2 separate regions of the Homo sapiens genome follow, and region 1 is linked to region 2. Evidence: read pairs that join two places in POLR2A ChIA-PET (ENCODE). Cell type or tissue: IMR-90. All regions are shown on one strand. Each heading gives the region's core, and the rest is flanking DNA. Links, peaks and the distances in the headings are about the cores only. Region 1 overlaps LARS2 (leucyl-tRNA synthetase 2, mitochondrial). Region 2 holds the start of LARS2-AS1 (LARS2 antisense RNA 1).

The links. ChIA-PET counts read pairs that join two places held together with the same protein. Peaks named below come from ENCODE experiments on the same cell type or tissue, not always from the same donor. Only the 100,000 strongest peaks of a DNase experiment are listed, where the experiment ranks them.
Region 1: POLR2A ChIA-PET joins it to region 2 with 5 read pairs; 3 of 35 experiments call an interaction of 5 or more read pairs at or near these places.

Annotation. Positions count from the first base shown.
Region 1 is chr3:45,436,844-45,442,219 of GRCh38, reverse strand. The region is part of intron 6 of LARS2 (leucyl-tRNA synthetase 2, mitochondrial); the gene reads right to left. Among named protein-coding and RNA genes, the nearest start is that of LARS2, 51 kb to the right of the region's middle. In IMR-90, for the core only: no CTCF peak of the experiment used is centred there; no DNase peak of the experiment used is centred there.
Region 2 is chr3:45,504,790-45,510,165 of GRCh38, reverse strand. The region is part of intron 15 of LARS2 (leucyl-tRNA synthetase 2, mitochondrial); the gene reads right to left. It overlaps LARS2-AS1 (LARS2 antisense RNA 1), which reads left to right and starts at 621. Exons shown (of 4, transcript NR_048543.1): 1 at 621-809; 2 at 3,184-3,254. RefSeq lists a silencer at 255-549 and an enhancer at 1,376-2,242. In IMR-90, for the core only: a CTCF peak has its summit at 1,928; DNase peaks (open chromatin) are centred at 525, 965 and 2,185; H3K27ac peaks cover 1,744 bases.

The DNA.
Region 1 (5,376 bases), core at 294-5,293, 68 kb after region 2:
AAGACTCCTTAGGGAGACCACCACAGAAGTCAAATAAAAAGTCTTTTCCTTTGGCCTGCTTTTCAAATAAGCCAACGCCTACGTTAATGCACCATTGTTTTCAATACAAAAGTCAGGCAATTCAAAGTTATAGCTACAAAAGCATTGGCAATTCAGCCACACTCCACATAAATCTACATAAAAGTGTCAACTTTTATATCTTCCTGAGCTCTAGAAAGTGCAATCTAGCTGCCAAGAGACCAAATTTACGAATCTGGGATTCCAACTAGAATTGTTCCTCCAAGCTGCATTTCTACATTCTGTAATACCTGGTTTTTAGCATTAAAAATATTTTGCACATTCACAGGCAACCACAGAGCCCAACACACAATCTGAGCTCTCTTAGAACACAAGTGAGGCTCAAAACATCATCTTTTGCGACCTGCCACCCATACCTCAATGACTCTGCACAAATTAACAATTAAGCCAGTCTGGCCAGCAGCTCCTGAGACACAGCGATTCATCAGTGATAAAGTCTAAGAAGGCTGAGGCACGGAGGCCTACCTTACTGTTCCTGGTATAAAATAATACTTGGTCTGTGAAGGAAGAATCACAGCACTCAGCCACCTTCCATGTGCCCCACTGAAGCCTCCTTAGGCTCACACTCCTTGCTCCAGGAAAGAGCCTGGGAGAGTATGGTCTCAGGAAAGACCCTGGAGCCATCTGACTTGGGTTCAAGTCCTCGCATCCTCACTAGTTTGTGGCCACACCACATTTCCCTACTAGAAAACAGAAGCAATGAAACACATCTTAGAGGGTTGCTGTGAGGTTAAAAGGCAATTGTGTGCAAAGCATACGGCTGGGCTTGCAGGAAAAATCAACAAGTACACCCCTTGGCTTTACTCAGTGTGTGATGGGCCGGGTGCAATGGCTCATGCCTATAATCCCAGCACTTTGGGAGGCCAAGGCAGTCAGATCACCTGAGGTCAGAAGTTAGAGACCAGCCTGCCCAACATGGTGAAACCATGTCTCTACTAAAAATACAAAAAGTAGCCAGGCGTGGTGGCATATGCCTGTAATCCCAGCTACTTGGATGGCTGAGGCAGGAGAATTGCTTGAACCTGGAGGTGGAGGTTGCAGTGAGCCGAGACTGTGCCACTGAACTCCAGCCTGGGCGACAGAGCAAGACTCCGTCTCAAAAAAAAAAAAAAAAAAAAGAGTGTGTGATGGCAGGGGTGAGTGAGGCTGGCTTCATTACCGTACCACTCAGAGGTGGGCTGATGTACCCATCAGCCTACTGGGGTAAGGCACAAGGGAGAGAAAGAACTGGGGTAAAAAATAGTGTTCTGCTCCTTAACAAATATTGGCTTTTCGACTAAAAAGAGATGGTGTTTATGAGGGAAAGACCAAAACACATGACCAGATGGAGAAATCCACACTAGGCTGCTCCCAGTCAGCTCTGGCTGGGAGGGCCTGCTAGGTTGCCTCCACCCCCACACTGCTGCTTGGGCAGGATTTAGTCTTGGTTTCTCGGTCCACTTTGACAGTGATGGCCCTAGATTTCAGAACAGCTCATTCAAAGCTGTCATGTATTTTGGTGGCATCACAACCTCAGGATATTTAGGTTAGCTACCAGGAATTTAATAAAACAAAACAAAACAAAAAACCCGAGGCAACATGTTTATCAAGTCAATCATCCGGCGGCCCTGTAAGCATGTCAGAAAGGTGAGCGGCCACTGCACATCACAGTTTCTAGCAACAAAGCATCACTTCACCTCCCCAAGTCTCATTGTGAGCCTCCTGCCTTCAAAACAATGAGTCTTGGAAACAGAGGAGAGTTGTTCACATGCTTTTTGATCTTTTGTAATGTGCACTTTTGTCATTTGCAACAGATCAAAAGGAAACATGTTTAGTGATGGCTTTGTCTTTTATGCCTTCCCAGGTACTTTAATTCTAAAGTGGAGGGATTCTAAAAGCATAATACAGCTCAAAGGCAGAGAAACTAGCCTTGGCATTCCTATTGTGCAGCTTAAAAGAGAAAATAACAATCCAGGCTACATCAGATGATTCTCACTGATGATGGTTCAAGCTTCCAGTCCACAGCTCTGTACACCTGCGGCGTTGGAAGAGGGAGAGACAGGCTCATGAGAAAATCTGCCAGAACCAAGACACTGACGGCCACTCTCCGCTAAGTCCTCTACACTAAGCACTGGTTCTCAAACTTGGTTACACCTTGGAATTGAACTTTAAAAGTTACTAATGCCTAGGCCCCACCTCTAGGAATTTAATGTGGGGCCAGTGTTGAAAACCACTGCAAAGAAGTTCCTCCCGAATATATCTCTCTCCCAAATACTGTGTGAAAGACAGGGTCCTGTCCTGCCTTTATGTCTTTACAGAACTTAATGAAACAGACTTCAGTAGGAGCTAAGAACATGATTTGGTTCGCATGAAATTTCTATAAGGGTACTCCGACCACTATGCTAAGAGGGATCTCTCATAAGCCTGCTCTTGATTCAAATCCTCCCTGCATGCCTCAGCCCCACCCCAACACAGATTCTCTTTAGTCCTTACATTCAATCCTCCGTTTTCACAAAACAAACATAAAAAAAAAAAAAACAGTTAGAAATAACAACTTTAAACCCACCTTCGTGGCAACAGATATATAAACTTCATTAGGCAGCTACCTGTGCTCAATGGCCAGCTGTTTAAAAATGCCAGAGTTGGCTGGGCGCGCTGGCTCACACCTGTAATCCCAGCACTTTGGGAGGCCAAGGTGGGCGGATCACGAGGTAAGGAGTTCAAGAACAGCCTGGCCAACATTGTGAAACCCTGTATCTACTAAAAATACAAAAATTAGCCAGGCATGGTGGTGGGCGCCTGTAATCCCAGCTACTCGGGAGGCTGAGGCAGGGAATTGCTTGAATCCAGGAGGCGGAGGTTGCGGTGAGCCGAGATCATGCCACTGCACCCCAGCCTGGGCGATGGAGTGAGACACTGTCTCAAAAAAAAAAAAAAAAAAAAAAAAAAAAAGCCAGAGTTTCTGACAGCTCATTTCTCTTGCTGGAAGAGAAATGATTCTTGAAAAGGAAGCTGCAGAAAACCTAATGAGAATGGCCTTCCCCTCCCACAACCCCCAACAGGGCTTCAAGGGAGGAGGAAGTAGGGAACAGGGCTAGTTTCTCACTTAGATGCTACTAAATGGTCCTTATGCAGGAGAGGGACAGAGAGTGAAGATCAGACACTCAGTACAGCCCTGACTTTGAGTCTGAATTAGCCCTTCTTGTATCTAACAAATCCCCCAGCAATTTACAAATGATAGGACACATTGGGATCCAGCTCTAGGCTTCCCAAATTGCTCTTTCCTCCATCCTCTCATCGTTTTTTCTTTGTTTTGTTTTGTTTTTTTGAGACAGTGTCTCACTCTGTCACCCAGGCTGGAGTGCAGTGGCGCGATCTCAGCTCACTGCAACCTCCGCCTCCCACGTTCAAGCGATTCTCCTGTCTCAGCCTCCAGAGTAGCTGGGATTACAGGAGCCCACCACCATGCCTGGCTAAAATTTTTTTTTTTTTTTTTTTGGTATTTTTAGTAGAGATGGGGTTTCTCCATGTTGGCCAGGCTGGTCTCAAACTCCTGACCTCAGGTGATCTGCCTGCCTCAGCCTCCCAAAGTGCTGGGATTACAGGCATGAGCCACCACACCCAGCCCATCCTCTCATCTTTATACATTCTCACATATAAAGAAGCACTCACCATGCCTGCCTCTCAGACCATTCCCGCAGTGGTCTGAGAGGCAGGGATGGTGAGCACTGCTTTATACATGAGGAAACTCACCCAAAGCTGCCCAGCTCCTGGGTGGCAGAAGCAAAACCAGTAACCAGGTCTCTGGATTTAGAGGGGCATCAAGCAGTGACATGGCACCATGGGAAGTGCAGCCCAGCTATGACTGGACTGGCTTAAACATGTATGCTCTAAGGAGGTGCCGGTAATCAAGCAACATGAGTGAACTGGAGTACTCCTAGATAAAGGAACTGCACAGTGAATATTCTTTTAGGAATGACAACAGTAATAACAACAGTAACAGCTAATGCTTACCAGGGGCTGACAAAGTACTTGGTCCAGCATTGGCAGTTTAGGGGCCTCTCATGTCCTTCTCATCACAATCCCAGGAGGTAGTTATTACCAAATGTGGGCTTGACCTCTGAATTTAAAATTGCAATTTACCCCTGGCCCTCCTGCTCTCCCCTTAACCTACTCTACCTTTTTTTCTTTCCATACCACTTATTGCCTCCTAATACACTACATTATTTTCTTATTTATTATGTTTATTGTCTGTCTTCATCCCCTCCTGAAACTGTAAATGGTAAGGTCTCCCTATGAAAGGGTTTTGTCTTTTTCTCCCCACCGATGTATTCCAAGTACTTAGGACAGTCCCTGGTACAAAGGATGCTTAATAAATGTTGAATGAGTAAGTCACCATTTTACTGATCAGAGAATTAAGATGCAAAGTAACTTGTTTAAGGTCACACAGCCACTAGGAGGCAAAATTAGAATCCAAGCATAAGTGACCCAGTACTTGTACCACTACAAATGATTTCTTGTCATCTATAGTCCCAGCCAGCAGCTCTCTCCTAGACCACATAGCCACGTCTTCCTCCTTCCTGAACTGTGATTCCTCATGACTCCCACTGCCCAGGCTTCCTCAGCCTCACTGACTGCTTCCTCTCAGCCTCTTCTCCTAATTCCTTTTTCTTCAACCATCTGTCAAATTCCATCTTTGCCAAGGTTCTGTCTCTAACCTCCTTTATCTTTCCTGTTCTCTTTTTTGCAGAATTGAGGGAACAGGTGTTAATATCAGGGTAATTAATTAATCTTGAGCCTAACATTTGTCTAAGAACTCATTTTTATGCAATATGTTCCTTTATCTTAGGACTAACTTTAGGCTGAAAATGAGCATTTAATGAAAATTGGAAATGACAAATGCTAGACACTTTTTACAGGGCGTGCATTTTATTCTTAAAGGTCTTGTTTTTCAAATCTAGGGCTAAAAGCTAAATTCTTAAATCATTTGACAGGTTCATGTTCATGTTCTAATTAAGTGCTCTTGAAGCCAACTTAGAGAGTGAGTATTGATGGCAAGGAAATCATGGTCTTTGCAGTTTTAAAGACATCTCACACTGTCTTTTTTAACCGAAAACAGCTTGATCAATAAGCTCCCCTTTGTTTTCTATTTTCTTGGCCAATATTTTTTGAGCACTATCATTTTTATGGTAACCTGAAAACTGTTCCCTGTTACAAACTACACAAGATTCTATAAATAATCCATAATCAGACAAGAAGCAACAATTCTCTTAATTTCTTGGAAATTGCTCTTTGCCAGCTTGCAAGAATTTCATCAAG
Region 2 (5,376 bases), core at 216-5,215:
GCTGGGATTACAGGCATGAGCCACTGCTCCTGGCCTTGAAAATCCTTAAAGGCCACTCTCAGTCTCCAGTTCCTAACAGATGCTCAGTAATGTTAATTGCCTTGAACTCAATCAAGCTTGTTTCAGTGGATGAATAAACCTACCAGCAGCAGGGGTGGGGGATAATGTGAGTAGGACAAAGTGGAGGCAAGAGAGGAGGGAAGAAAGAAATGAGTGAAGTGGGGCACTGGATGCTATACTTTCCAGCTAGTGCCACCATCTTTTTGCAGGGAGGGGTGCATTGAAAGATCCCAAGCAGCTGAAGCAAGAGAATGAGAGCAGGGGAATGCCCCGATGAGTGCTCACATGGAATTTCCCAGTGGGGAAAGGGGCGCTTCCCAGCTCCTAGAATCCTGCTCATTCCCAAGTGTTTTCCCTCCACTTTTCCAGGGAGCCAGGGAATGGGCTATAGGGAGTTGGGAATCTGGTTTTCACTCTTGGCTGAAGCTGGCCATGTCTACTCTCATGCGTAGTTTAGCTCTGAATGAGTCACACTTGTTTATTCATTCAACATGTATTTACATGATAATTGGGTACACAGCACTAGGCAATTAATTGGAGAGCTTACAATAAGAACAGGCAGCCCAGGACATGCTCATAAATAACCATCAGCACTACAAGAAAGACGTACCAAATGTGATTTGGAGGCGCAAGGTGCACAGGAATGAAGGACAAAGGACATCAAGGGCCCTGCTGGACTTGGAACCCAGGCCTGCTGGAGCAGAGATCACATCACATTGCCAAGTTCATTATTCAGATTCACAATTGGGGTAATGTGTTTCCCTTTTGTTCACTCATTCATTCACTCAACAGATGGTACTTGGGAACAGACTTGCGTATGCAACTGAGTTATTCATTCATCATAGTGACTGTGCACAGCAGGGGCCTTTATAAGTGAGTGGAAAATCTGCAACTCTAAACCACTAACAAACCGTTCTGACTCAGGGACCATCAAACGCGGGAGTATTAGGCAGGGCCTCTGCCTTGAAGAAGGCCCTGGATTTCTGAGTCAGCTTTCTTCCTACTCCTTCGGTACATCCCTGGAGGTAGATCATGCTTGCTTGCACTGAAGCACAGCTATATGTAAGCACAGTGATGAAAACTGGGGGGAGATCTTCACAATTTCTTCATTAGTTTAGACTGCACTAACTCAGAAATTGCAACAACTGATAGCTGCTGGGCATTGAAGGCCACATTTGTCCCACTTGGAAGAAGGAAAGAAGGAAGGGAGGGAGGCAGGGAAAGAGGGGAGGAAAGGTAGGGAGGGAGGAGAGGGAGGAAGGGAGGGAAGGAAGGGAGTTGCTAATTATTAGGATAAACAAGGAAATTCAGAACATTGATTGATTGGCCATGTTAAGTGCTCTTAAAAAAATCACTATATACAAGGAATGTGCTAATTACAGTATGAGCAAAGAATATCAGGATGTATCAGAGCCCCACCTTCTTGCTGCAGATGACATTTACCTATTCATGAAGCCCCAGAGAGCCTGCTGCCCACTCCCCTGACCTGGTGCGAGAGTGGCCTGCCAGGCTGCAGATCTTTGAAGGCCATAGATCTCTGAAAATGGTCTCCAAATTGGACTTTTCATTAAATCAGACTAAGTTTACCTTCCTCTTCTTCCTTGTTCTGTGCCCAGGGCCATCATGTCACATAATTAGCCTAGTTTCTAAGTATTAGCCATGGCTCATTCTTGAAATATCACCATTCCCATTTCCTAGCAGCCAGTTAGTGGCGCAGAAGGAGGGTTTACTAATACAGCAGGACCCAAGTAAAGCTTCTCTTCCCTTCCTGTTCCTTTTCCCAGTAGCCCCGTTTCTGGCATGATCAGAGTAACAGAGAAGAAAGCTCTGTGGATAGGGGCTTGCTGTGCTCTCCACGGTCAGCAGGCGGCCTGCCCTTCTCATGGGAGCTCCCTGAGCAGCTGCTTGCTTCTGACAGCCACCACTTTCTGTTGATTCCAAACTGAAGGGAGAAATTCAGTTTGGGGAATTTAGTGTCTAAGTTGCATTACAGAGCTACAACAAAAAGTGACAAGATTCCATGTTTACAGCGGTCTCCCACAAAGGGAGAGAAAAGGCTTCCTGATCTCATTCAGTGAAGATGGGCCATGACATGTTCCCACGCTCTAATGTGCCCCCTCTCTTTCAACCTGGTGCTAACCACCGGAAGGAGGGAAGCTGAAAGCTGATCCTACCCCACACCCACAACCACAGCAGGAGGCTCAGCATATTTTCCTTCTTTGGAATATATACCATACTGTAAATGATAAAGTTACACAATCATTGTAAAAAATCTGGAAAAAATCAGAAGTATATTGGGCTCACCACCCAGAGATAGCTAGTGTTAACATGTTGGCATGAGTTTTTCAAGTCTTTTCTCTTGCTTTGAGTATGTGTATATATGTGCTTGTATATATAAAGACAAAGATAACCAAGCTGTATCTTGCTTTTTCTATTTCTCATTACTTCAGATGAATTTCTCCATGTTATTAAACATTCTTTGTAATTTAATTGAAAGTGTTGTATAAGTGTGCTCCACGTAGATGGATTATACTTTATTTACCCTGTCTCAGCATTTTGGGGCATTTAGATTGTATCCAAATTTTTAGCTACTTGAAATAACACTTACATGAACATCTTGGTGCATAAGTTTGCATTTCTGATTATTTCCTTAGGATAGATTTTTAGCAGTGCAATTAGTGCACCCAAAAATGAATAGTTTTAAGGCTCTCACTATGTATTGCCAAACTGCTTTTCAGAAAGATTGTTCCAAGCTACTTCCTGCAATATATGAGAGCTGCTCTTATGCTAGCTTCCTTACTACATGGAAGATGGCATCTCACTGCTGAATAATTTATATTTGCCAGTGAGGGAAATTTTTTTTTTTAAAATCATAGAAATGGGGTCTTGCTGTGTTGCCCAGGCTGGTCTCGAACCCCTGCACTCAAATGATCTTCCTGTCTTGCAATCCCAAAGTGTTGGGATTACAGGTGTGAGCCATCGTGCTGGGACGGAAACATTTTACAGTGTAAGATGTTTATTATTTTATAGTGTGATAAAATGTTTATTAATCATTTGGATATCTTCTTTTGTGGGTTTCCTGCTTACATTAATTCCCGGTTAATCATTAACTTGGTATTTCAGATCACACAACTAAGGCACCTGCTGTCCTGTGTGGTGGCACACTTAACTTGGAGGCCAGCCTCTTACGTAAGGTAAGGAGACCTTAAAGTACAAACTGCAAGCCTAACTGTGCAGGTGATGAAAAAAAATGTCCACAACTCTTACAAAACAGGAAAGATGATTAGATATACATAAACCTTTGCTGTCTGTATTTGAAGAAATTAGAATCAGAGTGAAAAGAGTGCTCAGAGATAACTGAGTTCCTAACATATGAGGCCACTGAGACCCAAAGGAGTTCAGCTTCTTGTCCACACAGCTAATCAGGGGCACCACTGAACATGGACAGAGGTCTTTGGATTCCTGTTTCACAGCTGCTACTTGAGACAAGGGCTGAGGGGCTCAGAAATGTTAAACTAAAATGGAATAGCTGTACTATCATCTCAAATAGCCTCCTGAAATTACAATGCTAATCAAAAGGAATACAGAACTAGACTAGGAAATCCTGATTTATACAGATTTCAGAAATACACATGTGGTTGACAGGTCTCAATTTTTCCTCCCAGCCCAGCTTGATAAAGTTGTTTGGAGGCTCTCAAAAATTCTGACTGTAGAATTCCAAATTACTCATCTCAGAAAGTGGGTGATTTTCATTTCATGTGTGGCTGACTGGTTTACCAATACACCTCTAAGAAAGAGGTAATGCACCGGGAGAGTTTTCAGAGGCTGTTGCTGCCCTGATGTGATCCAACAAGAGTAATGCTGACAGCAGCACTGAGTAACAGTTAAGATGACTTTCTGTACCTTCCTCAAAGGTCAGCCTTTTCAGTAATTAAAATAAGTCTCTTTTGGAGGAGGAAAGCATGGAACGGAATCTTGAACAGAATTTAAAAACAGATTCAAAAAAACAAAACTCCATAGGTCTATTTCAATTTACACCATATAGTTGTTCCTTAATGTTGATGGTAAAGCAAAATCCAAGTGTTACCTGGAGGATCTGCAAATTGGCAATGCATTTGAGTGAAAACAAAGTCATATTTGAAACTGCATTTTAAAATTACATCAGCATGCAGCAAACCCTTTTTCCTGCTTGAATATAGTCTTAAACTATTGTAAATAAGTCATAAAAATAGTCAGACCCTGTCCTATACCTTAGGATACTTGGCCATTGAATAATTTACTGATTGAATACTTCCATAAAAAATCATTCAGAAACTGGCAGAAATATGCTCTACTGTTAAGGAGCTAGAAATCACTTACATATGGTCTTTGTTTCCAGACCTACATAAGAAGGAGCTATTCCCCCAACTTTTTTTTGTAGGCAGTGTCTTACTTTGTTGCATAGGCTAGCGTGCAGTGGCAATCATGGCTCACTGCAGCCTTGAACTCCTGGACTCAAGTAATTCTGCTGCCTCAGACTCCCAAGTAGCTGGGACTACAAGTGTGCACCACCACACCTGGCTCATTAATTTTTTTTTTTTTTTTAACAGATGGAGTCTCACTACGTTGCCTAGGCTGGTCTCAAACTCATGGCCTAAAGTGATCCTTCCACCTTGGTCTCCCAAAGTGCTGGGATTATAAGCATGAACCACCACGCCTGGCCTGAGATGTTTCTCAAGTTGTATTTGGTTTTTAACTTAAGTTTGAATCAATTCTCTCTAGCCCATGGAGGATATTTCCTTTGTTTCTTGTTTTGTTTTAGAAACAGGGTATTCCTATGTTGCCCAGGCTGGAATCAAGCTCCTGGGCTCAAGTAATCTTCCCGCCTCAGCCTCAATCTCAGCTTCTGGAGTAGCTAAGAACATAGGTGTGCACAACTGCATGAACTGGAGAACATTTCCTCTGAAGAATATAAACTTTTATCTGTTTGTTTCAAGGGATTAAACTCAATTTCTTTTTCTTTTCTTTGCTTTTTTTTTTAATTTTTAGACAGAGTCTTGTTCTGTCACCCAAGCTGGAGTGCAGTGGCACGATCTTGGCTCACTGCAGCCTCCGCCTCCCAGGTTCAAGCAATTCTCGTGCCTCAGCCTCCCTAGTAGCTGGGGGCTACAGGCGCATGCCACCATGCTCGGCTAATTCTTGTATTTTTAGTAGAGATGGGGTTTCACCATGTTGGCCAGGCTGGTCTCGAACTCCTGACCTCAAGCAATCCACCCGCCTTGGCCTCCCAAAGTGCTGGGATTACAGGTGTGAGCCATCACATCCAACCTAAACTCA